4 separate regions of the Mus musculus genome follow, and regions 1, 2 and 3 are each linked to region 4. Evidence: chromatin loops called from intact Hi-C (ENCODE). Cell type or tissue: heart. All regions are shown on one strand.

Region 1 (8,000 bases), 75 kb after region 4:
ACCTCAAGTCTATGTGATTAACATCTCTGAAGGACTTGGAGAGATCTATTATTAACAAGGTGTTTGGGTCATTTAGTTTGACAACAATCAATGAGATAAAAGTATAAAAAGTTATATACTGTATTGAACTAAAATAAAAATAAGCCCTTTTCTAATTACTAGCCTGAGAGAAATTAAAAAAAGAACTATTAAAGAGAACAAGCCACTGAAAAACTAGGTATAGATCTGAAGAGAGATTTCTCAAAACAAAAAATTTAAAATGTGTTCAACACCCTTAGCATTTAGATAAATGAAAACTATCTGAGATTCTATTTTAGCCCAATTAGAAGGCTAAGATCTAGGGAACAACTAACAATCAGAATGTGGAGAAAAGGGAGCTCTCATTCACTGATTCTCAAACTGGTGTAGCCATTATGGAATTCGTTGTAGAGAAGCTACACCTAAAATTCTGCAAACAGATCTACACATGACCCAGCCATACCACTCCTGAGCAAAAGTCCAAAGGACTTGCTATTTATCCTATTAGAGAGATACTTGCTCAGTATGTTCAGGACTGATCATTCACAATAGCTAAGAATTGGAAGCAGTCTAGGATAACACCAGTGTATGCATAATAATATTTTTGAGATACTCATAATTTTTTTAATTAGATATTTTATTTACATTTCAAATGTTATCCCCTTTCCTAGTTTCTCCTCCGAAAATCCCCTATCCTCTCCCGGCTTCCCCAGCTCCCCAACCCACCCACTCCCGCTTCCTGGCCCAGGCATTCCCCTATACTGGGGCATAGAACCTTCACAGGACCAAGGGCCTCTCCTCTCATTGATGATGGACTAGGCCATCCTCTGCTACATATGCAGCTGGAGCCACATCCCACCATTATGTTTTGATTGGTGTTTGTGGTGGTTTGTATATTCTTGGACCAGGGAGTGCAACATTTAGAGGTGTGGCCTTGTTGGAATAGGTATGACCTGGTATGTCACTGTGGGTGTGGGCATAAGATCCTCACCCTAGTTCCCTGGAAGTCAGTCTTCCACTAGCAGCCTTTGGATGAAGATGTAGAACTCTCAGCTCTGCCTGCGCCATGCCTGCCTGGATACTGTCATGCTCCCGCCTTGATGATAATGGACTGAACCTCTGAACCTGTAAGCCAGCACCAATTAAATGTTGTTTTTATAAGAATTTCCTTTGTCATGGTGTCTGTTCACAGCAGTAAAACCTTAACTAATACAGTGGTTTAGTCCTAGGGAGCTCTGGGGGTACTGGTTAGTTCATATTGTTGTTCCTCCTATGGGGCTACAAACCCCTTCAGCTCCTTGGGTACTTTCTCTAGCTCCTTCATTGGGGACCCTGTGCTCCATCCGATGGATGACTGAGAGCATCCACTTCTTTATTAGTCAGGCACTGGCAGAGCCTTTCAGGAGACAGCTGTATCAGTCTCCTGTCAGCAAGCTCTTGTTGGCATCTGCAGTAGTGGTTGTTTATGGAATGGATCCCCAAGTGGGGCAGTTTCTGAATGGTCATGCCTTCAGTCTCTGCTCCGAACTTTGTCTCTGTAACTTCTGGATAATAAATTCTATTCAGCCATAAAAACCCCCAAAACCAAAAAAAAAATAACCCTGTAGGTAAATGGACAGACTATACTAGTAACTATACTAAGTGAAGTCGATCAACCCTAGAAAGGCAAATGCTGTACATTGTGCTGCGCCTGGGGGATCCCAGAGCTCGGTGTAGAGTAACCTGGGTTGTTCCCACCACCCACAGCGTGGCTGAGAGGCATACATAGTACACATACATGTATCCAGGCATTCAAATACATACATAAAGTACTTTTTTTCTCTCGGTGTAGTTCTAGCTGTCCTGAAACTCGCTCTGTAGACCAGGCTGGCCTCAAACTCAGAAATCCGCCTGCCTCTGCCTCCTGATTGCTGGAATTAAAAGTGTGTGCCCCATTGCCTGTCTTACAAAATAATTTTTAAAAAACAAACCATACGGAAACATTGTTTTATAAACTTCATGCAAATATAACCTGTGTGTGTGCTTCATGTGGAATTATGTCACACTGAGCGATAATGTTCCTTAAAAGACTACCTAACTAATATAAATATCCAGGGTCAGGCAAGCAAATCTCCCTTGAGTTGTTGGAAAAGGGGTGTCTAGGAGACCCTCAAACAACACTGGATGACTGTCAATGTCTTTGCCTCCCAGAACTTTAAATTTTGGACACAGGACTTGGAAGAATTCTTAAAGTATCCTCTTTGAAGATTAGCTCTCATATTATGGGAAGGAGCTGTGTATGCTGCCAGGGAGAAAAGTATTCAGAAGACCTACCTAGTTGCTAAGTGTGTGAAGCACACAGTGATGGGCGAGACATCCCCAGAGGTGTGGTGATGATACTTTGTATCCTTGGGATGACAACAGCCATGGACTGGTAGTGTAAGCCTAGCCAACTACCTATAGCTGGAGATGTTACAGACCCCAGAGGAGAGAGTACGACTGTCATTCTTCTAAGCCAATGTAACTTCTAACTGTATTCTAGAGCAGCTCTTAGCCTTCATTTAAAAAGGTTCTTTTTGCAGCAAGCTGGAGGCTTCTACACAGATGGATGATTTGATAAGATGTAGAGTAAGTGAATCAGGAATGCACAGACTATAACTATCAGCACATCTATAACACAACCCTTAGACCTCAGCTGCAGAAGATGGAGAGGGAATACTTTTAGAACCAGAAGACTAGCATGCTTACTCTGAGGTACTGAGATGTGAGAAGGATGCTATAGCCACAAAAAATCTCAAAAATATATTTGATTCTACATGCCAAAGAGGATGGGAAAAATGAACAAGGCTCCACACCCAGATGAAGGCAAGCACCTAAGCAATGGCTGCTGAAGGGCGAGAACCATCTTATAGGTTCTCCAATCTCAAGTGGTCAGTCCTAATTTTTTTTGTTTGTTTGTTTTTGTTTTTCGAGAGGGTTTCTCTGTATAGCCCTGGCTGTCATGGAACTCACTTTGTAGACCAGGCTGGCCTAGAACTCAGAAATCCGCCTGCCTCTGCCTCCTGAGTGCTGGGATTAAAGGCGTGCGCCACCATGCCCGGCCATCATTCCTAATTTTATGTACATCACTAAATGTACTCGGTAGGTGTTATGTACACACAGACCATACACAAACATGCATATGTGTGTGTGGGTGTATATATTTATATAACATATAATTATAAAAAAATGAAGCAATGAACTTGAAAGGGAATTGGGGAATACTAAAGAAGTTGGAAAGGGAGTAGAATCTATGTAAATACAGTGCATTCATACATAAAATTCTCAAAATTTTTATTCAAAAATAACAAAAAATACGGGGAGAGAGGAAATAGCCAGACACTAAGTTCCATGGTAGTTAAGTAAGAAAGGAGCCCCTGACCACTTTAAGCCACAATTCTTGTTGATCCTTGTTAGTGTAACACAGGGGAAAAAAGGAATATATATTTATAGAAGATTAATCAAAAGGCTTTATTAGGATTTCTGGTCTTAAATAGTTAACTGAGTATAGAGAATAATGTATCTGTTTGGCACAAAAGAACAGCAAAATATAGAAAACATCTTCAATTAGTAGTTCAGAAAAAAAATTTCCTTAAGTATATATCTTAAAGAGACAATTATCACCTTTTATCTAAAATTCTTTCTCTGGAACGCTGAATTGTCTTAAAAGTGGTACAGAAATAGCTTGACTAATATTGAACAAGAACAACCTTTTCCTGGAAGGCCCTCTTGTGGAAGAAGAGTGCTACACACTTTCCAGTATTTGGGGATCCCAGATGGAAATACTGACTCTTTGGTTAAGAGCACTTGCTGCTCTTTAAGGACAGGTGTCCTCAAACTGACCCCCTTGCGCCCCCCCCCCTACTCCCAGCGTGGGCATTAAAGCCATGAGCCACCATGCTGGGCTCGCCCTCTCAGCCCCAGTTAGAGAAAATAGATCATGAAGTTATTTTGGTCATTTCCAACTCAAACTCTTCAAGGTTTGTATTAATCCACATCTTTATTTTATACTGAAGCTGTTTTCTTTTAGGCTAAAACTCCTAATGACATCATTTATTTCCTCACGTTTACAAAAAGAACATCACAGATATTATAACAGCTTAATTACTGAAAACAGGCAAAGATTCTCTTTGAAATTTTTTAGAATTGTTTAGAATCAATCTTTTTTTTGGAATAATTTTTTTTTCTGTAAAGCAATGCTTCTAACTCAAAGATGTTAGAATTTACTTTAAAAAATGTAGTCAAGAAATTATAGACATTTAAGTTAATAATCTGATTGCTATTTTGCTATTTATTTGAGATGGGGTCCATGCTGCCTATGCTGGTCTCAAACTCTTAAGCTCAAATGATCTTCCAGCCTCAGCCTCCTAAGTGCTGGGATTACAGTCACAAATCTGCCTGGTCTTCATTCTGTGTTCTGTATTGGTAAACAAACATCTACTCCTGAGTTGTAGTAGCCCCCGCTCTTCACCCCTCTCTTCTTACAAGTACCTTACATGATATTCATACCTCCTATAGCTTCTCGGGAGAAAGATTATCTGTTGGCTCCTTACAGTAAGTAATAGTAAAAAAAAAAATCCTTATTTCCATGTCTGAAAGTATCAATTCATATAATAATACTGAATATATCTAAAAGACAATCAGCAAATATATGCCATTTTTTTGCAACTTTCATTCCTTTTCAGAGAATTTAGCTATATATTAGACTTATAGCCACAGTTAGCACATGTATGATGTAGTTCTTACTCTTTTCAGTAAGTTTTGTTTTTCAAAGGAGTTTAAGATTCTTAAGTGTAGACAATGAAAGCATCACTAGACTGTTGTCTAGTCCATTATTGGTAGGATTTCTTTCACAGTCTCTCTCCGTTTCAGCTCTTTTCATAGTGGACTGCTGAGCATCTCTTCAGAGAAGAAACCCTGCTGGCTGTTTGTTTTAAAATTCCTACAGACTTATGTTGCCAAATTGTATTCTCGAGTTCTCAGGTGGAAATGAAGATTAACTTTGAAAATCAATACCAAGAGATTTTTTTTTATTCAAGAATTCCTTAGGGGGGCTGGAGAGATGTCTCAGCGGTTAAGAGCACTGACTGCTCTTCCAAAGGACCTGAGTTAAATTCCCAGCAACCACGTGGTGGCTCACAACCACCCGTAGCGAGATCTGACACCCTCCTCTGGAGTGTCTGAAGACAGCTACAGTGTACTTACATATAATAAATAAATAAATCTTTGCTGGGCGGTGGTGGCGCACGCCTTTAATCCCAGCACTTGGGAGGCAAAGGCAGGCGGATTTCTGAGTTTGAGGCCAGCCTGGTCTACAAAGTGAGTTTCAGGACAGCCAGGGCGATACAGAAAAACCCTGTCTCGAGAAAAAAAGAAAGAAAGAAAGAAAGAAAGAAAGAAAGAAAGAAAGAAAGAAAGAAAGAAAGAAAGAAAGAAAGAAAGGAAGGAAGGAAGAAAGAAAGGAAGAAAGAAAGAAAGAAAAGAATTCCTTGGATCACATCTGAGTTTATTTTAAGGGGAGAAGTTAGAATTAAATGGGTGAAGAAGTCATCAGTGGGCAATGGCAGAGGACTGATTGTATAGTTATAAAGTTTTGAATCATAGAACATCACCACGCCTCCCCAAACTTAAGACGAGGTCTGGTTACTGAGTGCACTCCAGGACTAATGGTGCAATCATGCTCATGTACTAGACATTCAGTAGAAGCCCTGCAGCGTGGTGGAGCTTCTTGGCTGGTAAGCACATCAGGAGAGTGACATACACACTTCCTCATGAAAAGAGCACAGAACCTGTTTAGGATTCTCTCCGAGTGCTCTGTGTGTTGTTCAGAGGTCCGTGTTTTTTTTATTAAACTACTAACCATGAAGGGTCCATGGGAAACCAGGGTTTTGTAGAAGATGGTCACAAGTACAGATGGCCTAGGATCCTTGAACTTAAAAAAGCCAGTGTGTTAAGAAAGAGCCGTCTACTGGGACATTTCTTATAAACTGTTCAGTTTGATACTAACTGCATGTGATTACCATCAAAACAGGACTGTAAGACATCAATAGGGATTTCTCAAGTTTAGTTTTGTTACTGCACAGGTCTTCCATGGATGTTTAGAATACCAAGTGTTCTTCTATTCTTGAGAAAGTAATTTAGAGATTAAAATACTAAGTAACAACAAAAACAAAAATAAAAATTAACTGCCAGCATCACCTTGACATCTTTAGGATTAAGTTTGTGTATTATTTCATACTTCTTTCCCCACACAACTTTATCATCTACTGTGAAATATTAAAGTTAAGGTTAAACTGTAGTGATTATTCATCTATCCACTCTTATAGCCTTCAAGTATTGCTTCCTCGTTTACAAAATACTGTTTTATTTTATTAATAACGATTACTCCTGTGCCTAAGAGCACAGGTGTGGCCACACTAAGTCAGCTTTCTCCTTCTACCTTTTCCCAGGTTTGAGAGATTAAACTTTGGTCATTGCCATTTCCGTGGCAAGTGATTTTCTTCAATGAGCTACCTTGATGGCCACTAAGTTTGAAATTACATAGTATACAACAACTGGACACTGAAAACAATAGCCTGCGATGTATCCTTTTAGACTAGTTTAAGGTCGGACCCTAAAATATAAAAACTAAGGGAAGAATGTCTTACTTCTGTGACGCGCAGCTGGGAAGATGACGCCATGTAATCTGCTTCTAACTTGTTCTTCTCAGAGATCACTGTAGTATTTTGAAGAATCAAATCAACTTTTTGAATTTGAAAAGAAGTGCATATCTAGAAACAAACAATCCATAAGATTTTGGTTTTTATGTTGTCTAAGTTGCTTAAGTTTTACAACCATGAAAAATGCCACAGTTCTTTTTTTCAAAACAAAATTATGAATCATGAAAAAATAACATTTTCTTGTGATTGACATCTCCATCAAATGGTTAATATAAAACTACTTTAAAAAGTTACTTTCTAAATATTTAGGTCATTTGAAAGAAAATAATTTAGCCTAATGAGTTAACTTTTAAGATTCTCTGCAAGTGGGCTGGTGAGATGGCTCAGTGGGTAAGAGCACCCGACTCCTCTTCCAAAGAGTCCAGAGTTCAAATCTCAGCAACCACATGGTGGCTCACAACCATCAGTAACAAGATCTGGCATCTCTGGAGTGTCTGAAGACAGCTACAGTGTACTTACATATAATAAATAAATTAAAAAAAAAAGATTCTCTGCAAGCATTAAAACCTAAACAAGCCGAAAATGACTATAAAAATCTCTTGCTTATATCACCAAACTAGAAAAACACTTTAAAGTGATGATTTCTCATAAAGTCCTCCAAATATTACTAAATTTTAGTATTTAGCAAGTGTTTTTAAAAAATATTGAAAATTAAGAAAAACATCTTACCTTTACAAGGCCTGTTAATTCAGTAACAAGTTTTGCTTTCTGAACATTTATTTCTTTTATTTTGGTACTTGCTTTTCGTTCTTCCTCTTCCAGATTGCAAGTATCCTGTTCCATCAGCCTTATACTGTATGACAGACACATATAATGATGGAGAGATCAGAGCTAAACAAAGGACCGAGTCCAAAGCCTTAGGTCCCCGAAGTTTTTGGGTTATATAATAATAATGGTAATCAGAAGTATAAATACTAGTTTCTAGATTAAGGACCTTTTAATACAATCAGTCAGGATCAAAATATACTGTGGAGCTATATGACCAGCAAAGTCTAGTGTCAGGAATGGTGCTGATGCAGAATATGGAGTCAGAAGGGAAGTTTGAATTCCCCACTGTCAGTCATCAAGAAGCGAAGCTGGAGCTTTAGCTTCCTCATCTGTACACTGCAGATGGAAGAAAAAACACAACATAGAATAATACCTGGCCCAGAAATTATTTATTTATTAATACAGGTTGATACTGACATTGTTCATAAAACACAGTCCTTAAGCAGGTAGAGCTGACCCATTCGTAAAAAAACCAGA
Region 2 (8,000 bases), 140 kb before region 4:
TTAAAGGTGCACACCACCACATCTGGCGTACCTTGCTTATTTAGTGAACACAACCATACCCTATTCTATAATGTGTTTTCCCTAGTTCACAAAGAAATCTGATCTCTGGGGTCCTTGTGTCAGCTCTGCCAAGGGATCTATTTTGCTAAACAAGAGGTATCTGAGCTAGGTACAGAGGATGAATAGATGGAGGGATGACGTATGTTAACACACATAGGCACAAGCATATGTGCACACATATGTGCATGTGTGTGTGTGTGAGAGTGTGTGTACAAATACAATATTGCTTTATTTTTCTTTTTTGCTTTCTTTTTCATTGTTTTTGAGCCAAGGGTCTTACTCTGCAACTCTGGCTGGCCCCAAACTTACAGTACCCATTCTGCCTCATTTTCTCAAGTGCTGAGATTCCAAACATGAGCCACATTGCCTAACATCATCAATAACTTCTTTTCCTCAGAGTTCATATCTAGCCCAAGCAAAAGAAGACAACTGGTTGTCCTGTTGTAGGCTTTCAACCAGAGCTGTCTCTGCTCTCTGGGCTTCTATGCTAATGGTGGAAGCTCCTGGTGGTTCAGTTTTATTCAATCAATTTTACTGGGCCATTAGCTCAGTCTGCAGTGGACGAAAAGCAGGTCAGCTCTATCATGTTAGACAGACACTTTAAAAAAAAAAATTTTAAAAAACCAGTCTGATCTCTTTTCTAACCCATTCTCTCAATTTCTCTGCTGGCTACAAGCACTTACAGGTTGGACTATGCTCATGAATCCTAAATTTCTTGATTTATATTCATTTATTGGGATGTGCAGGAAGCTAGGAACAGTAAGGGGATACACAAGAGGTAAGGTTTGTACAACTGTTTAAAGGGGATCACAGAATAACTAAAGCTCATCTACTGTCACCAGAGGAAGGATCTGGGAGACCCAGATTAAGGCCTAACAGGACCCCACGCAGGCTGTCAAATGGAAAGCAGAGTCACCTGGAGCCTCTGTCTGCAGAGGAGCCCCACCTGACAGCTGTCTGCAGCGGAGACGCTCACGGCTCTCTGCAGCTGCTCACAAACACACCAAAGTCGACACAGCCCAACCTGAATTAAGCAAGTCGAGCTGTTCGTGATGCAGACAGTGGGAACAGTTTGCACCTTCCAGCTCTCCTGGGAAACAGTGGCTGCAACGGTAAAGCTGTGCCTGCAAATGGGAGCCTGGTAGTCACTCACGATTGCCTGGAAATCTGTCTCCTGCTCCACCATCTGAAAAGACTGTCTGCTAATAGGAGTGCCACCCATATAAAAGCAAGCAGCCCTGCCTGTGATGGCTCAGTGGGGTTGACACATTGCTCTCTTTCACAATGGGTGCTCTCAGTGAACTGGATTCACGTGCTGTTTTTCAAATCACAAGCTGCTGATCCACATGCAGAACTGTCATGTCTTAGTCATTTGTTCCCTCTATTTCTTTTATTTATTTGCATGCATATGGATATTTTGCCTGCATGCACATCTATGTACCACGTTTACACATGGTGCCTATGGACTGCAAAAAAAAGTATGTTAGATTGCCTGGAACTGGAGTTACAGAAGATGGTTTGTGAACTGCCATGTGGATATTAGGAATCAAACCCAGGTTGTCTGGAAGAGCATCCAGTGCTCTTAACCTCTGAGCCATTTCTCCAGCCCCTCTATTTCTAATTATGAAGTTGCTGAGCACACATAAACACAGAAAGAATATGAAAGTGAACATCTAGTTGGGCAATGGTGGCACACACCTTTAATCCCAGCACTCAGGAAGCAGAGGCAGGGGGATTTCTGAGTTCAAGGCCAGCCTGGTCTACAGAGTGACTTCCAGGACAGCCAGGGCTACACAGAGAAACCCTGTCTCAAAAAAAAAAAAGAAGAAGAAGAAGAAGAAAGTGAACATTTATAAACCTTCCATATTTACAATTATCAACATTTTGCTGTTTGCTTCCACCATCTCTATCTAAATTTCTTTCTAAAGCCATGTTAATCAAAGCTCTTCACTTCTGTAGACTTTAGTATCTTTCACCCAAGAATGATACCTCTCCTCTATGATGCTGTACTGTTATCATGCATAAGGAAGCAATAGCCATCCCAATGTCATCTAACATATAGTCCAAGTGAAATTTCATAGTTGTTTCTGAATTCATTTTTGTGACTATTTTTATTTTCTAAGCCAGTACATTTGATTGCCACAGCTCTTTAGCCTTTTAGACAACAGCTGCTCCCACAGGACACTCTTAATTCTCATGAAATTGAGTTTTCAAAAAATTGCAGGTCAACGATCTTGTTGACTGTCTCACATTCTGAACTCACATGGTTATTACCCAATATCTTGGTCTTATTTTCTAGTTTCTATATGTCCTATAATCTGGTGGTTAGACACACTTGGGTTAAACATGTTTGATAAAGATAGGGCTATCACTCAGTGGTAGAATGCATGTGTAGCATACACAAAACCTTGTGTTCAAAGCCTAGGGCCACAGTGGGGGAAAAAAGGAAGGAAGGGAGGAAGGGAGGGAGGAAGAAAGGAAGAGAGGAAGGGAGGAAGGGAGGAAGGGAGGAAGGGAGGGATGGACGAAGAGAAGGAGGCAGGAAGGAAGGAAGGAAGGAAGGAAGGAAGGAAGGAAGGAAGGGAAGGAAGGAAGGAAGGAAGGAAGGAAGGATGGATGGATGGATGGATGGATGGATGGATGGTGGAGAGAGAATGGAAAGTAGGCTTATTCAGTAAGAATACTTTACAAATATCTTCCATACTTTGGCATCACACACTAGGAGGTCACCAAGTTACAGTTTCCATTGGAAGTGATGCTGCCCTTGACCACATGAGTAATGTGGATACCACCAGGTTTCTACAGATAAAATATGTGTTTTGCTTTTATAATTAAAATGAAAAGTCAGAGATGATATTTGGGATCACATAACAATTTTCTTTCAACAAAGTTCGGGAAGACGGTTTCAGTATGGAGATGCATCTGACCCTCTCGGCCATTCTAAAGCTCCTTGGGTCAGTCTTACCCTCACATCTATGTGAGACAAGAAGTAGGTCAGATCTGCTTGTCGTTGCCATTGCTTCCGGCTGTCACACTTAATCACCCTTGAAAACTACTCCGGCATAGCTTGAAGAGTCTAGCCCATCTTGGGATCCTCTCACTTTTGACCAGATCCCTGTATCCAACCAAGGACCAATCCCCTCCCTCAGGGCTAGACCCGTGTATGCATGCCCTGCCCCTATCTTCCCCAATTCACACAAACACCTCTCCCCACACAGCTCACCCCAGGAATGCCACCTCACAATCAATCCAGCATGTTCTGCCTCACAAATCCCCTGGTAGAACTGATTCCATTCATTCTCTGCAAAATCCCGCGCTACAGAGCGAACAGGCACAGACCTGATGGGCCTCCCTCTCCTGTTTTTGTTTTCTTGTCTCACTGCATGTGCTTTAGTTCTTTGAAGAACCAGAAAACTGCAATATATGTAACTCATACCAGAATATCTATATGCCTAAAGCTTCTGCTAATAAGCTCAACGGTTTCCAGCATCTAAAAAGACCCAAAATAGAGCAGATCCTAATAATTATCTTCCTCTGTCCACTAAGGAGAAGGAGACAGCATTATGCCTTTCAGTGGTATGCTCGGGTGTTCTTAATGCCTCTGTCTTGGGAGTCTGAAGCCCTGAAATTTGTAGACTTTGTTAGTTTCTATCGTGTGAACACTCCACCTACTGCTGATCTTAGACTACCAGCCAAGGTAGGTCTTGACACCATAATCAGCTGTCCTGACAGCATAGCACGGCTCCAGCAGATGGCAGTGTTTGTGATAATGGCCTCCCTTCTTTTGCTGCTTAAATGCTCATCTTTTTTAAACCGGAAGTTAACACACACATACACATACACACACACACACACCCTTTTTTTTAGGTAAGTAGAATAGTATCGAGCTTTTCTGCTAATACTTCCTATATGAATAACATCAATGATGCTCAAAGTAACTACAGTATGATCGTCTCCGTGAAGGCCCAGGGCAATATGGAATTAGAATGCTATTCACTTGGGCGTCTGGACTGTTTCCAGATCAGAGCTATTAAAAATAGTAATGACTATTCTGTTGAATCTACACTTCCCATGTGAGTCTCTGACGAGTCTGTAAGTATAGCATCAACCTTAGTGGATTGCATAAATAGTTTACCAACCGTCCTCCCTCCTACTGGGTCTGGAACATTGCCCTGCTCTGTGTTGTCAGTTATTATCAGTCTATTTAGTGTTCGCCTTTGGAGAAAATGCATAATGATGTTTCATTGTGTTTTACAGTTTATTTTTTCTGATTGCTAATTACCATATTGTCTATTGTTTTTGGTCATTTGAATTCCTCCTGCATTTCAACTGCCTGTTTCTCTCATGGCTAGGTTTGTAGGGGGTATTTTCACATCCTCAAACAGCAGTCCTCTGCCAGCTATAGCAATTGCCAGAATCTCTCTTCTCCATGGCTTCTCTTTTCAAATGTTGCATTCTTTTATGAATATGCATTCTTAACTTTCCCTAAACAGAGCTTTTGTATTCTCCTCTTTAAAAAAAAAATCTACTCCCAATACAAATACCAAAATCCAAAGTAGAAACTGGAAATTACTACTGAAATGTAAAGTAGAGGTGACCTCCTTAAGCAGCTCATGCACTTCTCCAAAAGAAGCCAGGTTCACAACTTTAAAGCAATATGCCCTTCCAATATGTCTCTGTAGGTGACAACTACACCGGTCCCTTCCAAGAACTTTCACCTTCCAGGACTCAAAATTACCACCAGTCCTCTATATAGAGAAAAATACAGATTCAAATTGGTCTCTGTTGGACCCTCTTATACATCCCCTCTCCTCTGGTACCTGCAAGGATCTCGTGTTTCCATGATATACATTTGTTCAGGTGTTTTCTTTATTTTTATAGCTGAGGCCTTTCTTCATAAAGTTATTTGTGAATCTTATGCCTGTATGGGTAATAATAAGTTAACTGTCTCCGAAGCATACATACTGTGGTATGTATAGCATTACTTAGAAGCAATTCAAGAGGTAAACTAGATCCAAGTAAGCCATGCATAATGTATTACCTGACACCGCTGCCCTCAAGGGAGCTAGAATTCACTGGATATCTGTAATTGGAAGATACTTTACATACATCATGCCTAATCTCCCACGAAGTCCAACCAGGCAGCTTCTATCTACTCCAGCTTAATGGAAAGTTGAAGGCTCAAAAGTATTGTGATAAGTCAGTAAGTAAAGCATTTGCCCCACAAGTATAAAGATCTAAAGACCAGAGTTCGAATCCTCAGAACTGACATAAAAGCTAGATGGAGTGGGACCTGCCTGGAGCCCAATCTACCAGGCAGAGACAGGGAATCCCCAGTACAAGCTGGCTAGCCAGACTAACCAAAACAGTGAATTTTAGGTTCTGTGTGAGACCCTGCCTCATTATATAAGGTGGAACATTATTAAGAAAGACACCTGAGATCAACACCAGGAATACATATACAGATATGTGTACCTACACCTCACACACATACATACACTTACAATACACATACACATATGTGCACCTACATCATACACACACACACACACACATACATGTATGCATGCACCCACAACAACCAAAAGTCCAATGTCATAAGTCTAGCAAAAGAAAAAAAGAAACCCAAATTCAAACCCAACTCCCCAGATTCGCCAGAGCCTATGCCTTCCCATTGCTTTACCTCTTCAAGTACAGATAAAGCCTGGGTTTGAGTTTTCCAACTCTTTGCCCAAGGCGGGGCTCTTCAAATGGAGATCGTTGAATAGAACTAACCAAGGAACCTGTGGTGGTTTGAATGAAATGTCCCCTGTATTCTCAGGCATTTCAACAGTTGGTCCCTAGTAGATGCTGCTCTTTTGGCAGGTTTAGAAGGTGTGGCCTTATCAGTGGAGATCTTGCCTTTCCCAGTTTGCTCTCGGCTTCTTGATTGCCTTTCAAGATGGATGCTCTCAGCTGCTCCAGCTACCATGCCTGCTTGCCTCCACACTTCCCTGCTGAGACTGGTGAAGTCTCTCTTCCCTCTGAAACTGTAAACCAACAATAAACTCTTTCTTGTCTAAGTTGCCTTGGCCATGATGCCTTATCATAGCATTTGAACAGCATCTAAAGCAGACTCAAATAAGCCCCATCACTGCTCTCTGCCCACCATATTTATTTAGGCAAATACTTAATTTTAGTGATTATTTCCTGCAAATGCCTTTATAAGGAGAATATAGATTTAAAACTTGAATATAGTACTTTAGGGTGGTAATTTAAAAATAAGTATGACAGATGGGAGGAGGGATTAGGAGCCATAAATGTCCATTGCCTGAGCTTGCTGTTAATCTAACTTGAAATGCGTTAAATGTTTCCTGCTTCTACATCACAAAAGAATGACCACAACATCCCATTATTTACTGTTTTGACAACACACAATCCATCTAATCCAACTCACCTGTTGGAAAGCAAGGGCTCCTCCGAGCAAGCCAAGAGATGATAAATGGGGGATGAAGCTTTCCTGACTGCAGCTCATTCATCATGTCTCCCAGGAAGTCAGACCCAGGGGAGCAGATATATTCCATGTGGCAGACAGGAAGAAAAGAGGCCACCAGAATGGCTTCTCCAGACCTCTTAAGCTTCAGGCTACAGAATCACAATCCACTTTCCCTCCTCTTCAGCTTGTTAGTGCTAGAACCTCTCTCCTTTCCCTCTCATCGAGTCTGCTGAGATGTCTTTCAATTGTCTACTTCTCAGCTGGAGAAAAGACAGCCTGTGTTTCCTAAAGTCCGGGTCTGAGCCATCCTGTTCAACATGTGTTTTCTCATTAAATAGCTGCAACAATAACCCTATGAGGTAGTGTACTGGCTAGTTTTGTGTCAACTTGACACAGCTGGAGTTACCACAGAGAAAGGAGCTTCAGTTGAGGAAATGCCTCCATGAGATCCAACTGTAAGGCATTTTCTCAATTACTGATCAAGGGGGAAAGGCCCCTTGTGGGTGGGACCATCTCTGGGCTGGTAGTCTTGGGTTCTATAAGAGAGCAAGCTGAGCAAGCCAGGGGAGGCAAGCCAGTAAAGAACATCCCTCCGTGGCCTCTGCATCGGCTCCTGCTTTCTGACCTGTTTGAGTTTCAGTCCTGACTTCCTTGGTGATGAACAGCAGTATGGAAGTGTAAGCCAAATAAACCCTTTCCTCCCCAACTTGCTTCTTGGTCATGATGTTTGTGCAGGAATAGAAACCCTGACTAAGACAGGTAGGCATTAGTAATGGTATGGTATCATTTTAATGGAATGGTTTCTCTTGCTTGAGACACAGTGACTGGCGGCAGCATTGGGATGTAACCTCATGTCTGCTGTCAGAAAGCCTGATGACTCTTGACCTTCCTTCTGAAACTGCTTCTCCTCAATTCAGTGAGAGCTGAGGTGTACCAGCTTGGAACTAAACAACTTTGACTTCTAAAGATTTCAAGCTAGATTAAAAAAAAAAAAAAAAAACCTGATCATCGGGGCTGGAGAGATGGCTCAGAGGTTAAGAGCACTGTCTGTTCTTCCAGAGGTCCTGAATTCAATTCCCAGCAACCACATGGTGGCTCACAACCATCCGTAATGAGATCTGGTGCCCCCTTCTGGAGTGTCTGAAGACAGTGACAGTGTACTTACATATAATAAATAAATAAATCTTTAAAAAAACAAACAAACACCGTTGCATACACTAGCAAGCGTTTGCTGAAAGGACCCTGATATACCTGTCTCTTGTGAGACTAGGCCGGGGCCTAGCAAACACATAAGTGGATGCTCATAGTCAGCTATTGGATGGATTACAGGGCCCCCAATGGAGGAGCTAGAGAAAGTATCCAAGGAGCTAAAGAGATCTGCAACCCTGTAGGTGTAACAACATTATGAACTAACCAGTACCCCGGAGCTCTTGACTCTAGCTGCATATGTATCAAAAGATGGCCT
Region 3 (8,000 bases), 56 kb after region 4:
ATTTTTAAACACTGTAGAGTCTGTAAAAAAAAAAAATTAGGAGGAATTTTGAGGTTGGGCTGGATGCCTTTTACATTATGATATGGCCACAAGCCTATGGAGGAACAGGAAATGGCCAAAGACACGGGATCCTACAGGCTCATATATTTAGCTACTTGGTCCCTAGCTGAGAGTCGTTTGGGGAGGGTTGGGAGGTGTGATCTTTCTGGGGGAGGTGTGTCACTTGGGTGAGTTCTGAGGCTCCTGGTATGTTCTCTACCTCCTGTATGCAGATAGACGTGGTCTTTCAGATGTTCCTGTCGCCCCGGACTCTAAGCTTGGAAGCTAGAAGCCCAATTACACGTTTCTATTTATAAGTTGCCTTGGTCACAGTGTTTTGTCAGAATAGTAGAAAAATAGCAAAGACAAACCCTGAACAGGTGATCAGAGATGAAAGTCTTCATGACGTAGAGGTCAAGATGTCAAAACTGCAAAGCAGGGCTTAGGAAGATAGCTCTGTAGGTAAAGTGTTTGGCAAACAGTCATAAGGACCCCAGTTCAATTCTATTCTTTTACCTATGTAAAAAGCCAGGTATGGAAAAGTATGCTCATAATCTCAGGACAGGGAGAGACAAGCAGATTACTAAGTCTATCTCTGGCCAACAGGCCTACAATAGGCCTAGTCTAATCAGTGAGTTCTAGGTACCAGTAAGAAATCTTATCTTGCAGGGCCTTTAATCCCAGAACAAGAAGGCAGATCTCTGTGCGTTCAAGGTCAGCCTGGTCTACAGAGTAAACTCCACGATAGCAAGGGATACAAAGAGAAACCTTGTTTTGAAAAACTAAAACCAAAACCTTATCTCAAAAAACAAGATGGATGAGTCCTAAGGCACAATATCTGAGGCTGAATTCTGGCCTCGGATGCATACACTCTGCATGCTGTCTAAACACACAAGTGAACTCCTGTACACAGGAACTCCTGGCATACAAACATGCACACAGCTACACACAAAAATTGTTAATAAGTATCACAAACAATCATGTATACATTTCATGAGAGGAAAAAGACAACCAAAAAAAGAAATGAGAAGAAATCCATCATGTTTAACAGACTCCTTTCAGAGAGAGGAAGAAAAGAACAGAAAACAATCAACAAGACCACAAAAATTATCAAATCCCTTTCAGAAGTAACATTCAACGAAAACGACCTCAGCTCATAAATAAAAAGACAGATTAGCATAATGAATTAAAAGACCTAGGGGGTAAAAAGATGTCTTAGAGGTTGAGAGCACATAGTGCTATGGTGGAGGACACATGTTTGGTTGCCAGACCCACACGTGGTAGCACACAAGTCCCAGTCCAGGGGATCCAATACCTTCTGGCCTCTGGGCTTGTGCATGCTGGCTGACATAAGTACATGATCATAAATAGAAATAAGCATTAAAGACAAAATAAAACAAAACTATCAAGACAAAATTATCTACTGTTTACAACTCACAGCAAAGACACCCAAGACTGAGAATCAAATGATCAAAGTCAACCTATCAAGCAAAAGGGAAGCACGATACAAATTTGCATAGGCAGTCTGATAAAACCCAAATTAGAAGAGACCAAGGTCACTGGATTTTACAACACCTTTAGTTCCTGCACTTGGGAGAGGCAAGCTTATTCCTGAGTTGAAGGCCAACCTGGTCTACATAGTAAGTTGCAGGCCAGTTGGAGCTATAAAAAAAGATATAACAGGGGCTATTGAGAGATGCTTAGTCCATCAAAGCAGTTTTCACTGCTGCTGGAATAGAGGCTGAGATCTTTACATCCTGGTCCACAGGCAGCAAGGCAGGGGGTTGGTGTGGGAGGAGGAAAGAGACAGACAGACAAGACAGACCAGAACTGAGACACTGGGCCTGGCCTGGGCTTTTGAAACCTAAAGCCCACCCATGAAGCAAAATAAAGTCAAATACTTCATGTTTCCTCTCACATGCTGAACACAGATTTAAATGTTTATGTGCGTTTGTGTCCTGAAATTAGGAAGGGGCGTATGAGTCCTTAAAGGAGGCAGGGAAAATGGGAATGAAGAATACATGACTTGAAAGCAGAAAATGGCACTGGGAAAGAAGGAAGGGCAGTGGGGGATGAAGAAGAACAGCAAATAGAGAATGGACAGGAACAGAATAGAGGGACATACATACATGTATGACAATACCAAAATGAAACCAGTTACTCTGCATGCTACACTGAAAATTAAAGGGAAGAGGTTACCGCTGGCTGTGGTAAAGAGGGAAATGGAAAGTCAGCCTGAATAGATACAATATGTCATGTTGGGATTACAGTGAATGGCTAATACATAAATGATTGCACAATATTGTAGATACATTTCATGCCACTGAACTGTGTACTTTAAAGTGATAAAATTTACATTATGGTCATTTGCCACAATAAAGGAAGGAAGGGAGAAATGAAAAGAATTCACACCTTCAATTGTTTCACTGGGAATAAAAAGAAGCTCAAATTGTCAACAGTCAAACCTCCCAAGAATACATAAGCATACTAATGTGCCTTCCTAAATATATGGCTGACTATGAAGTCACGAGGCAAACTAGTATAAACAAGTTAGTTTTATTCAGGGCATGGGGAGGGGAATTAAGAGGGTAGCAGAGACAAAGAGAAGGAGAGAATGGACAAGCAGAGGATGGCCATGACCATGGGGGGGAGGGGGGGGGAAGGTAATGGGGAGATGCAAGGAGGCAAGAGAGAGGCAAGCCCTTAGAGCTCATCTTCAGATTTTATGAAACTTATATGGTATATGAAATACTTGTATGTATCATGTAAAGTCCATCACTACCTGCATCCTGTGAACAAATAACACTAGTAACAGAAAAACCTTTATGCTAATTTTGCTTTCAATTCAGACATAGTACTTCACAGCTCAAAAGATGCAAACTAAGAAAAAAAGTAAAGATTACTAAAGTACCAACTCTGATGCTAGGTTCCCTCACCAGCCTGATTCTCAGGTAAAACCTGTGAATTAGCTATGTCTTCATCTTGCTAGTGTGCAAGCAGCTGAATAACTGTATGCAAGTGGTAAAGCATTCTGACTCAAGATATATTTTAAAAGGTTGCTTTGAGTACTAAGTCAATGTAAGAAATAGTAAGATAACTTGGCGGTTGTGCATGGTTTCAGAAAAGTCAGTGTCAACAAGAACAGTTACTCTTGCCTTCTAGCACAGCTTCTGTGGATGCTTTCAAGCTTTCCCCATGTTTACTGCTATTAGATTCTAATTCCACTGCAAATGGACAAAAGACTAAGTTTTTATCTTTGGAACACAAATAGGCTGTTAAACTCTGCATCATAAATAGTAAAAACTCGAACAGACATTGATTTTTTTTTTGTAATCCTGAAAATAAAAATGTGTTTTAAGAAATTTAAAGTATTAAAATACTCTCATCTTAAATAACCTATACCAATGGAAAAATACGTATTTATTACCAACAAAGTAGCATTTACAACATAGTTTTAGTCAATTACATTTACACAAACCAGAATGAAGTGATGCCCCTGACGTGCTTATGTCCAAGGCTATTGGAAAGCAGCAAGAAATCTCTGTTTGGAACTGGAGAGATGGCTCAGTGGTTAAGTCTACTGGATGCTCTTCCACAGGACCCAATTTCTATACCCAGCACCCATATACCAGTTCAAACTACCTTTAACTCCACTCCTAGGAGATCTGATGCTCTCTTCCAGCCTTAGCAAGTACCAGGTATACAGACATACATATAGGCAAAACAATTATTCACATAAAATAAATAAATCTTACAAAAAAACCAAAACAACCCCCCCTTTTTTTTCTTTTTTTGAACATGAAAAACTTCCTAACAGAGACTGACCTTAGGCAAATCAATGTAAAAATTTAGTTATTAAAAATATTTTTAACCGTCAGGTTTTAAATATTTTATTTATCACATCAGGCTTTTACCTGGAATTTTTACAATTTGAATGTAATTTAAAAAATCAACAGTTGCAGAAAATGACATTATATTATGTTTGACTATTTTTAATATGATGAATGATACATAATTTATCCTTCCCAGCCCAAAGTTCAATATAAAACAGAACATTAATTTTGCTCTCTGAAAGCTTGTTAGCATGATATGTAATTATTTTTGGTATATGTAAACGGAAATGGAATTGCTGATGATGTGAGTTTTAAGTATGTCTTTCTTTCATATAAAACCAAACTACATCAAACACATATCAGTGAAGATATTATATCAGAAACCCAAGCAACAACACAAATGTTTAGTAATAGCCTTCACTAATATGCTACCAAGTTTTTAATTTTTTGACTTGTTCATGTTGATAAAAATGTTATTAAAATATCTTTATACTACCTGTATGATACTTAGTCTAAGAGGGGAGGGTTCTTTTACAAGTTTTAAAAAGAAATACAACTTCTAAAAGAGAAAATGTCTAAGTGAGAGGACATAAACTCATGTTCCATTATTTTTTAACCAAATAAGAATGTAAATTTCATTGGCTATTACGATAATAGACAAAGCCCAAACTTTGTTCAGGCTAGCAAAAAAATAATTTTGTCAGTATCATCAAAGATATGGTTCATTCCACTATTCAATGACATTTCTATTTTCTTTCAAGATTTAGTTTTTTCAAAGAACAGAATTTGTTTGGCATTGTTAATTAGCATTCTCAGAGAAAAATGGTTTTCAATTAATATTTTCAAGGTGGAAGAAAACAATTCATATGAGATTTTTCTAAAATACTGGGTATAAGGAAGGACCTACAAATTCTAAAAACATGATTTGATTCTTTTTTCAATCAATTCTTTGCCTTCGCTCTTTATATAGCACTGAGAAATTTCAAATACAAATTGTAAAAACTCGCATATGAAATTTTAAGAAAAATTTTACTAAAAGTAATTATAAAAATGCTTTCTAGAAATGTAAGATGTAAAATACATTCAACTTTAAATTAAACAAACAAACAAACAAACAAACAAACACACACAAAGCCCTACGACAACACTTATACGCTAACTCCTGTCACCTGATCTCACCCTGCCAGTGTCTGAGCCACATTCTGTATCATCTTTACCTTGTGACCTCTCAAAGTCCTCCTGTCATTTTGAAGCCTCATGCATATGTTTTCCCAATTCTTTGAAGTAACCTATAACATGTTACCTATAACATATTTTCTATGAAAATAAGGGAACCTTTATTTTTTTTAAACAAAGAAATGAACAGATCTGCTGTCAATCACTATCTATTAAGCAGCCATTCCCATACTAGTTTGTAAGAACTAGATATAATACTGGAAGAAAAGTGGGATTTCTAATCCTGGGTTGCCTTTATTCTCTCAGTCAATGTTCTGCACTCAGCACTGTTGTAGTTAGTAAACACTCTGACTGAAATCCCACGCTGCCATACCTTCGATTTGCAACAGGAAATAGCCTTTTCTGTTATGACACATGAAACCACTCAAAAACTGATAACCTTCCTGCCTCCTACTCCTAAACGCTGGGCTAGATGTGGGCCACCACACCTGAGGGGCAGCACAAAGCTGCACACAACAATCCCGTGCTCACAGAGAACTAACGAGGCAATGTCCACCAAAAGTGAAGACTCAGTTTTCACTAGAAAATGTCCCAGAGTCACTGTGGTCTCTACTTCATCAACCTATTTGTTTTTAAAAGCAGGTTTCCAAAAATAACCAATCTTTCTCTTTCAATAAATCTGCTAACTTTTATTCACTTGAGCGAGCGACACATATAAACAGTTAAAGGAAAAAAACCTCCAAAGGCCCCTCCTGTTCTTTCCTTTCACTGAGGTTGAGTAAAGGTTATCCTTCGCCGACGCCTTTGAAAAGCCTTTAAATTCCATCGGTTTGGCTCCAGCATATGAGGACCATTGTAGACAAACAACACTGTCATCTTTTCAGAATAAGGAAGATTCTGTAGAAGCTGTATGGATTGAAACAAATTGCCATATAATTCAAGTATATACCGACAAACAGATTTTCAGCCTTACATATGTTCCAATTCATCAACTTGCCAGATTGACAGCTCTCCAATAAGCATATCTGAAGCCTGGCCTAATTACTGACCTGAAATATCCAGTTGCCCGGAAATCCTCTCTATTTACAAGTCAGCTAGGACTATATACTTCCTAGGTACACTGTGGAAGAGTGTGCACTGAAAACACCTCTCAAACTCCTATGGCTAAGAACTGTGCTGTGACAGACTGCTAGTTTGAAACGTGTGAGGGAGGTTTGGTTTCTAAACCAAGGAGTTTGGTAAGAAATAGAATAGGGCTGGGCAGTGGTGGCGCACACCTGTAATCCCAGCACTTGGGAGGCAGAGGCAGGCAGATTTCTGAGTTCGAGGCCAACCTGGTCTACAGAGTGAGTTCCAGGACAGCCAGGGCTACACAGAGAAACCCTGTCTCGAAAAACCAAAACCAAACAAACAAAAACAAACCCAAAACAAACAAACAAAAAACCCCAAAAACAAAAAAAACAAACAAAAACAAACAAACAAGCCAAAAAGCCAAAAAGAAAGAAATGGAATAGGGGCAGATCTGATTAGCCCACAGATCTGATAAAAGATGATTAAGTTAAAAAAAATGTACATTTCATTTAGGGTGGAATCTCCAATGAGTTAGTTATGAATATTTAGTTGAAAAAGGGAAAAAGTGTGACTACTAATAAAAGCAAATTTAAATCTATTTACTTGATAACATACCACAGCACTATAGTTAACAAAAGGAACATTCCCTTTTCAACAGTTCTAGATTATGGAAAATTCTCTATGAAGATTCCTATGCTGTTGTAAAAGCTCAGCTGTCAGTATTTAGGGCCAGGGTAGTAGCAGTGGGCATTCAGGACAGGAGCAGTATGTGGCGTGACAGAGAAGGCTAGAGAGTTCTGGGGCTTGCATTCCCAGTAGTCTCTTAGCAAAAGAGAATTAGTGTAGAAGGGCAGTGAGTGTCAGAAGTGAGCACGAAGTCTAAGCTCTGGAACAGTATGATGTGCCTCCTCCATCGCTTCCTTAGATGACAGATGACGTTTCCAATTATGTATGTCACTCAACTTGTCCCTCTATGAATGTAAACATTACCATAATCCCTTAGCTTCACTTTTAGGAGTTTTCCTGCTCATATTTACATCTCAGCCCCAATCTTCTCCAAAACTAAGACACAGGGGGCATCTAAGCGCGTGACTCCTGTGAGTGTATCATTACTCACCTTCGGTGTGATGAAGAAATACTGGGATGTGTTCTCTTTACAGGCAGTGTTCACAACCATTTCAAATACTCTCCGTTCATTAATTGGGTCCATACCCTAAAGCCATAAAAACAACTGTTACATTTGTACCTATTAGAGGATGTGGTCCCCTCCCCCCAACGGAGTCACTGTACCTGATTAATTTCATCGACTACTCTGAACGGACATCTGTTAAGCTCCTGAAGTGCCATCAAGTATAGCATAGTAGAAACACTTCTTTCACCTCCACTTTGATGATGAGGAGTTAATTCATGCAGCTGAGTACTACTGCGAAATTTTACTCTAATCCGGATTCCATATTTATCATAATCTTCCTATAAAACATAAAAAGTTGAAAAATGAGTGCTGTCTCTGTGGCAATTCTACTCAATATTTGAAAACATATCAAATATATCAATCATAAAAGCAAATGTAAACAATTACTACCTAAAAAATTTAGTAGTCCTCAAGTGCCTACATGGGTGTGCACACACACAAATGTAAACTTTAATAAAAAAAGATTGTGTTAGGTGTCACATAACTTTTGTCGACTCTGAGATGTACTGACTTCTCTCAGCCATTCCAGGTCACTGAGATACAGACTGACCTTAAGAGTGAAGTACAGAACGCTCGTTTAAAGTTAACCAGTTAAATGGCCTAAGGTAAGTGTCTAATCAAGAGAGACACAGTGCAAGAAACAGGTAAGTCAACAGTTATAGTTCTAAAACACAAAAAGAAAACAGGTA
Region 4 (8,000 bases):
TTCTCGTACTCTTTCTGCAGGCCCTAAAAGCCACAGGGCTCTAGCTCTTCTTGGAGAGCCTGCCTCTTCCGAGCATTAGCCTTGTTGGTTTTGAAAAACAACACCCAGGCTTCTTGTGTTTCTTAGTCTGGTTTTTCTTTTCTCTCTCTCTCTCTCTCTCTCTCTCTCTCTCTCTCTCTCTCTCTCTCTCTCTCTCTCTCTCGCCTTATCTATTCTCAGGGTTGGGGGAAGCTAGCTTACAGCTAGAAACCTCCCCCACATCACCCTCCTACCCTGCCTTAGTGTTTCTCCAGAAAGCCCAGCGCCCACGGAGGAGCGTAAATTAATGCCTAGTAATTGGTACAAAGGCACTTTCTGTTTCTATGCAACACACGCAAAAGGGAGAGAGGAAAAAAAGAACCCACAGATGTTAAAAAGGGAAAGAGAGATCCTCCCAGCAGTGGTCGTGGGTAATCCTGGCTCCCAGGCTGCCCCACTTTTTGTTGGAAGTTAGTCACAGGCCTAAGCCTAGTGCACTTGGTGGTGGTAATTGTTGGTCTAAAAAGAATAGACCTTGGAGGTTGGACGTGACCTTGAAAGGTCATCTCATCCATCATTTTGTCTGTAAAAGAGCATGTGCCCACCCTCTGAGATGGGCTTGATCTGCAGGAGCATTGGAGGAACTTGGGAGATTTGGAGGCACATTGCCAGGATACAGAAGCCCTCTAGCCTTCGCTAGCATGTGACTCTGAGCTTCTGGAATCTTCTGCGGCCTGTAGTTTTTCAGTAGAAAATGTTAAAGCCCGTGGTGGCTTTCAGCTCGCTTCTGAGAGCGCTCATGTCTCCCTCCCTTGTGAGCTCCAGGGGCTTTGAATCTGTGATTAAGGAGGTTTTATTTATATTGTTGGTTTAGAGCTGTGCCGGATGGATGCTGATGCCGCTTAGATGAGTTAATCAGGTATAGGGGCTTGGGGGAGTGGCCCAGCCTCTTCCTCTCGTGCCCAGCCAACCTCAGTTCCTGAAGCAGCTCCAGGCCAAGCTCAGAGTCCTTGCTTTTTCCTTCCTGGAAGGCCAAGAGTTAGTATTTGTCTTGCCTCCTCAGTAAGTGTAGGACTAGCAGTGATATTGGGAGAATGGCGTCCTCCACCAGAGTAGGGAGGAACCCAAATTTTTTTTTTTTTTTTTAATTTCTTGGGTCTTTCTCCACATTCATTCCCACTTGTTCCTAAACACACACGTTTGTGAGGTGTGTCTTCAAGCCTCTTTTTGTCTTAGCTGCACACTTCCCAGGTGCTCGGGGCTTTGGAAGCCTGTGGTAAGAGCTGAGAATCTGGACCTGGGATCCAAAGGTTTCCACTCCATCATCCCAGGCCAGAGCTGCTGGGTCTTTGCGTGAATGAAAGTGTTTTCTGGGGTTGGGGGATGGAACCTGGGCCTCCTGAGTGCTGCTAGCACTGTGTCTTGGGCCCCTGAAATTTATTGATTTATTTTTTGTTTGTTTGTTTTTCGAGACAGGGTTTCTCTGTGTAGCCCTGGCTGTCCTGGAACTCACTCTGTAGACCAGGCTGGCCTCGAACTCAGAAATCCGCCTGCCTCTGCCTCCCAAGTGCTGGGATTAAAGGCATGTGCCAACACTGCAGATCATTGTGGCTCAGAACAATGGGAGAAAGGTTGGGGGACTTCAGCACCTGCCCTTTACAGGGGATCAGCTCTGCTAAGATCACAGTTAGTGACGACAAGGCCCTGGCCCATCAGAATAGTGAGTGACTTCTCAGGAGCTCTAGCTAAGGCAAGGGGCTTCCAGAAGAGCCTTTACCTTCACCATAGAAACAGAGGTACCGTGATGGGAGCATGCACCTGCCCAGGCCTAACCTAACCCTGACTCCATAACTCTCATCACAAAGACTCAAGCAAAGCTTTTATCTCCCTGAAACCTCAGGTTTCTCACCTGTCAAATGGGGTTCCATAATTATATATATTCATGAAATTATGAGGCCACGTTCAGATGAGTCATTTAAAAGATTATGCATGCCAACCTTTTGCTGAGGATTACTACAATTAAAAAATATATATTTTACATACATATCCCAGACACCTTTGAGAGCCTTAGAATTTTTGTTTAGAATTCTAGGTGGACTCAGGATGGTGCTGAGCAATGGTGACAAGTGAAAGGTGTGTTAGATGGCGACAGCCATTGAGACTTAGTGAGCACTATCGTCCTGAACATGTAGTATGTCTCAGAGCCTGAGCTAAGTGGCTTACGTGCATTTCACTTGAATGTTAATCCCATAAGACCGAATAGAAGTGTGTTGCTTTTCTTGTTTAAACAGGAGGAATCAGACTCGTCCAAGGTTATGCTGAGATATTCCTACTGTTGTTTCAAGGTCTAAGTTGTACGTGAGGGCTGTTGAGTGGCTTGCTCCCAGTGAGAAGAGATTCTGTATTTATTCTTATGGCTCTTTTGGGTTTGGCCCTAGAGCCACCATCTTAAGCTGTCTTCCTTGTGCCCCAGGTCTGATGTGAAGATAGTTTTCATGAGTTTTAGTTAGGAAAGTCAACAAAAATAACTGCTCCTGACCTTGTCACCCGAAACTATTTCCTTCCAAACAGTAAAAACAAACAAACAAACAGACCAAATTTGTCATTGTTGTTTCGATTTGCTCTTTTTGTTTGTTTGCTTTTGTGTTTTGAGACAGGGTCTGGCTTGTATAGCTCATGCCAGCCTGCAACTCTATGGTCTAGGCTGTCTTTCTGCCTCAGCTTCCAGACTGCTGAGATGACAGGCCAGTGCTGCCACACCTGCCAGGGGCTGGGTTTGGGATCCATAAATAGGTTGCAAGCAAGAAAGTCCAGACTTGGACTTGCTCTGAGCTGGGCGTTGTGTCTCTCACCTATAATCCCAACACTTGATAGGCTTAGGCAGCAGACAACTGCCACGTGTTAGAGGGCACACTAGGCTACTTAGCAAAACTTAAAAAAAGATTAAAAATGGAGATCCAAGTTCAGGAGTTGCTGAATGCAGATGGACATTCAGTGCCCCCTCTCTCTATGGCTTTGCCACCCTCTTGCTGGCTCTGGCTTCATTCATGAGCAGGCTGTCTCTGAATGGTACTAAAATGGCTGCCAAGCAACACCAGACTCACTTCCTGCCAATTCAGCAAAGCCCCACAGAAAGACTACTTCCCATTCCTAATGATTCCAGCAAACAACCCAGGCTGAAAGCCACGGCTAAGCTTAAGTGGTGTGTCCCTTATGAAAACAGACTTATTTATCCAAGACTCTCAGGTCTGAAGGTGTGGGCTCAGAGAAAGGACTGGCTGCAAAGGGAAGCAAGGTGCACTGTTCCTTACCAGTAGAGGAAGATAGAGGCCAGACAAGGCGAATCAAACACCGATGTCCACTTAGGCTTGCAAATAGGCTGTGCCAAAGAGCAGCATTTATTTTCTCTGCTCTCCTGAGCTTAGCAGAAAAGATAGGCTCTGAGCGAATGGACAGAAAGGACCTGGCAGAGTACAGATAATTTCAACATATTTTACAAGTGCTCATGCACTCACAGGCCCCCCTGAGGAGATGATTGGGGAACCAAGACCAAACAAATGCTTCACATGGGACAAGTTTTATAAGCAGCCGTGTGATCTTCAGGGTTTTCACATCATCTATTCCAGTGCTCTGAGGGATGAAATGAATCACATTTACGTGAGCATTTATTATCCCAGGTGTTACTTAATAGAGAAGGTCTCTGTAAAGATGAGCCATTTATGTAGTGGTTCCTATCGAGATTCCAAAGTCCTTTCAATGTGCACCGTACTCAACAGAAACACCACAGTAAATACAGGAAACAGAAAATAGAGCTTACACACACACACACACACACACACACACGCCCCAAAGTGACTTAAATTCCTGGGCTGCCGTAATTCCGTTGTAGTTGTTGTATCATTACAGTTTCAAAGACAGTAGCAGAATGAAGTTGGGCGTGGAGTGCATGCCTCTAACCTGAGCATTTCGGGAGGACTAAGCAGGAGGGATGAATTCTGAGAGCATCCAAGGCCGGCTTGGGTCACTTGTCCAGATCCCATGGTGGGCAGGAGGCGGGGGGGGGGGGGGCGCGCCTCATGTTTGGAGAGCTCAGACCCAACCTTCATAGTTTCTGGTGATGAACACTGAATCAGGCCAATCTCTGACTCATTTTGTTGCAGAAATGAGTGGTTCAGTGGAGTAAGACTCTGTCACCACAGCCATACCCTGGTACCAGCAATGCGAAGTCCCCAGGGGGGAAGCTGGAGACAAATGATGGCATAGCATTGCCTGTCTGCCTCATCTGTCACAACCTACCTAGCTAGCTGGTAGAGTGGGCATAGTTACTAACCGCCCCCCCCCACCCCCGTTGGAGCAAAGCTCTATCTTGGCAGTATAAGAGTTCTTAGGATCAGTGAGTTTGTAAAGATACGATTCTACAGCTACACTGGCCTCAAACTCACAGTGATCCTTCTGCCTCAGCCTCGCAAGTGCTGGAATTATAGAAACAGCTTGTTAACACATTACATTGTATTATCTTTCTGAGGTAAAACTCAAGACAGCCATGCTAATTTGGGATTCCTCGCGTTCTTTCCCTGGTTGATATCTGGAATAGCAAAACTCACAGGCTGCTTTGGCATCATGAAGGGTCATCCCTGCAGCCTGGTGGTCTCCACTGGCTGTCACACACCCACTGTATGCTGAAGAGTGAGATTCTGGGCACTGTGACATTGCTTTCCTCTGGTGGCACCTAGTCCCGTCTCAACCCGGGTCCCACTTGACCACAACAAGCCAGCCCCTCAGGTGCCGTTCCAGTAGGACCTTCCTAACCTGGGCTTCCACAAGTTGCACTTGGTCTGGCGTGGCTGGGAGGTAGCAGCCTTTTCTGAGCACTTCCTGGTCTGACTTTAAGAGGAAATACAGAGCTCTGGCGCTCCCTAGAGACCTCTAACATCTGCACAGACACTGTTCTGCCAGCCCCATTCAGGGCTCACAAGCATAAGGTTGAAAATAACAGTAGCGAGTAGAAAAGACCCACGTAAGCCTCAAAACGCAGCAGCCTGGCCCTCTATGGACCGCTGGGCTTCGTCCATGATGCGTTGTGCTCAGGAAACAATCCAAGTACAGAGTCTGTACTGAGGCTTGTTACTTCTGCACTTGCACAAAGATGGCCAAGCAGAGAGGTCAGGGGCCGCCGTGTGCACTCCAAGGTCTTGGAGGTGTTAGCAAATTCAGAGGGAGTGAGCTTAAAGTGCATAGCTTTTTGTTTACTGAGACAGGGCTTCCTGTAGCCCAAGCTAGACTTAAATTTATTAGGCTACCAAGGATGGCGTTGGACACCATCCCCCTACCTCAGCCTTTTCAAGAATTGGAATTTCAGGTGTGTGCTACTTACAGCTCCAGGCTTGGTATTCTACATTAAAAAACAAGCAAAACAAGACAAAAACCCATTACTTAGAAACTGAAAGTTGGGAGCTATCACTTAACCGGCTTAACAATGAATGCACCCTGCCCCCACCCCCAGGCAATATCTATGCAAAGAAGGGCCAGGAAGACTGAGTGCAACCCCACCCCACCCCCACCCGCTGGCATGAACGGTTCCTTCAGCTCTGCCCTTGGCCAGTTTCTCTTATCTCCTATCTTTGTGTGCATACAACTGAAGCAAGCATCCAGGCTGGGTTTGAAACTGGCCATGCCCTGGTGCGGTGTCTTTGGGAGAATCATCTGCCCCTTAAGCTAAGCTGCTGCTCCTGATACCTGGCCAGTTAGAAAGCTCCATGCTAGGTGCTTCCAGCTCCACGTTCTCAGACTGACTTAAACAGTGCCTTCTAGTGAGGTGTACCAAGAGGCAGCCCTTTCTTGTGTTAAAAAAAATACGTATAGCTGTTTGAGGTCCATAGTTTGCTTCTGCACTGGTTTTAGAATTTCTGAGACGAGGCCAGGAGACTCAGTTCCTACTATGCTGAGTACCTGAAGGCTCAAGAATCTCGTCTGTCATCTTTCCTTGGAGTTTCAGGAGGGCTGTGTGTTTCTCACAGATCTATGGAGTTTGGGCGTCCATGCAAACAGTAGCAGTGGTGTCTGTTTACCCCACAGATCCCAAATGGCGGGCGAGAAGTATGCCCCGGGACAGACCCGTTCCCTTTAAAGAGTCTACACTGGTGCACAGGCTCCTTTCTTTCCCACTGGGACCCGGCAGCAGCATCTCGCATCAAAGCCACACGGCAAACATAAACATAGTGAAACCGGGCTGGAGAGACAGCTCAGCGGTTAGGAGCACTGACTGCTCTTCCAGAGGTCCTGAGTTCACTTCCCAGCAACCACATGGTGGCTCACAACCATCTGTAATGGAATCGGATGCCCTCTTCTAGTGTGTCGGAAGACAGCTACAGTGTACTTACATAAAATACAAAAGTAAACCTTTTTTTAAAAAAAAAAATAGCGAAACCACCTAGGCTACAGGAGATAGAACAGGTGGTACTCGGATGGGTAGCCGTGGGGGGGGGGGGGCAGGATTGTTCTTTCGGAGGCTGCCTGGCATCCTCCTCATTCCTTTAGAACATCTTTGGGTGTGGCGATACTTCCGGTGAACCGGAGGTGTATCGCGTCTTGATTTTTTGAGTCCAGGGTTCAGGGAAACGACTTAGGTAGAGATGGTGGAATTCTGTCTGGGATGTTCACAAACTGTTATGTTAGATTTGCCCTCGAGAACACTGGAGAATGGAAGTGTTTGTTCTGCCCTGCAGACCCACTACGGGTGGTGGGAAGGTGGCAGTGGACAGTCAGGGATTCAAGCAGGTCTTTGTGGGACCCACCAGGTCAAGCACTATGGTTGAGGCTGTGTTCTTGGACTGGCCCATTTTCTAGGAAGGATGGCAGTAGTTGGACAGCCCCGCTTATGCAGGGCACAACGCATTGCTCAGGAGGAGGGGTGCCTTTTGTCTGTTCTTGTTAGGGCCTTTTTCTAGGTCATTAAAAAGGAGGTGGTGAGAAGACAGATGTATATCCTGAAAGGTTTTTCACTTTCTAATGAGTTGTTTGTGTCAGAAACAGCGACTTCCTTTCTTGTCATTGACACCTTGAGTACCCATTAATTTCTCCATAGAAACTACACATCTCTGCTCCCACTGAACACATTGTTTCGGGTGGGTTTTTTGTTTTGTGTTAAGACGGGGGTCTCATCACATGGCCCTTCTTGACTGGACTGGAGTTCACTCTATAAGCTGGCTTTAGACTCCTAAATCTACCTGGCTTTTTTTTTCCTTTGCTTTTTTTGTTTTATTATATATATATATATATATATATATATATATATATATATATATATATATATATATATATTTAATTCTCTTTCCATAATTTATTTTTGTTACTCACTTTACATCCCAATTGCACACCCCCTTCTCTTCCCCTTCTAAGTCCTGCACTTAGAAATCTCTCCCCCTCTACCCTCTCCTATCTATAATGAAGTCTGCTGCTTCTGCACTTTCAAGAAGATGAACAAGCAGAGCTGTTGAAGGTCAGGGGCCATGTGCACTCCAAGATCTTGGAGGTGCTAGCGAATCCAGAGGAGTAAGCTTAAGGTCCATAGCTTTTTGTCTTGGGTACCACCCTATCCTGGGACATCTGTCCCAGCAGGACTAAACCCATCCTCTCCCACTGAGACTAACCAGGCAGTCCAGATAGGGAAGGGGATCCAATGGCAGGCAACAGAGTCAGAGAGAGCCCCACTCCAGTTGCTAGGGAACCCAAGTGAAGACCAAGTTGCACATCAACAAGAGTCTCATTATGTGGCCTAGCCTGGCCTCAAACTCTATCCTCCAGTCTCAGCTACCCAGATGCTGATTAATAGGCATGGACTACTGGGAGCATCCTCAAAATGCTTGATAATCTGTGGAATAACTTAAGCTCAAATGCATCATTATCTTCAGTAAGTTTATATATTCACATAAGAACATACGAGTTTCTGAAACAATGTCTTCACATAACAACTCAGTCTGGCC

The links. A loop is a pair of places that touch in the nucleus more often than their neighbours do. Peaks named below come from ENCODE experiments on the same cell type or tissue, not always from the same donor. Only the 100,000 strongest peaks of a DNase experiment are listed, where the experiment ranks them.
Region 1: a loop joins it to region 4, with 2.5 times the contacts of the local background. A loop is called at or near these places in 12 of 42 quality-filtered maps.
Region 2: a loop joins it to region 4, with 2.5 times the contacts of the local background. A loop is called at or near these places in 7 of 42 quality-filtered maps.
Region 3: a loop joins it to region 4, with 2.6 times the contacts of the local background. A loop is called at or near these places in 10 of 42 quality-filtered maps.

Annotation. Positions count from the first base shown.
Region 1 is chr19:23,221,491-23,229,490 of GRCm38, forward strand. Smc5 (structural maintenance of chromosomes 5) reads right to left here. Exons shown (of 25, transcript NM_001252684.1): 16 at 7,425-7,548; 17 at 6,684-6,806. Among named protein-coding and RNA genes, the nearest start is that of Smc5, 48 kb to the right of the region's middle. In heart, a CTCF peak has its summit at 3,764 (motif pointing left); no DNase peak of the experiment used is centred here.
Region 2 is chr19:23,002,907-23,010,906 of GRCm38, forward strand. All of the region lies in intron 5 of C330002G04Rik (a long non-coding RNA gene), which reads right to left. Among named protein-coding and RNA genes, the nearest start is that of C330002G04Rik, 69 kb to the right of the region's middle. In heart, a CTCF peak has its summit at 3,806 (motif pointing right); a DNase peak (open chromatin) is centred at 3,785.
Region 3 is chr19:23,203,015-23,211,014 of GRCm38, forward strand. Smc5 (structural maintenance of chromosomes 5) reads right to left here. Exons shown (of 25, transcript NM_001252684.1): 23 at 7,410-7,589; 24 at 7,237-7,332; 25 at 3,427-5,954. The coding sequence ends at 5,814. Among named protein-coding and RNA genes, the nearest start is that of Mir1192, 58 kb to the left of the region's middle. In heart, no CTCF peak of the experiment used is centred here; no DNase peak of the experiment used is centred here.
Region 4 is chr19:23,146,854-23,154,853 of GRCm38, forward strand. All of the region lies in intron 1 of Klf9 (Kruppel-like factor 9), which reads left to right. Mir1192 (microRNA 1192) reads left to right here and starts at 2,578; the gene lies at 2,578-2,698. In heart, a CTCF peak has its summit at 4,945; DNase peaks (open chromatin) are centred at 858, 2,848, 3,118, 4,898 and 1 weaker place; H3K4me3 peaks cover 973 bases; H3K27ac peaks cover 1,131 bases.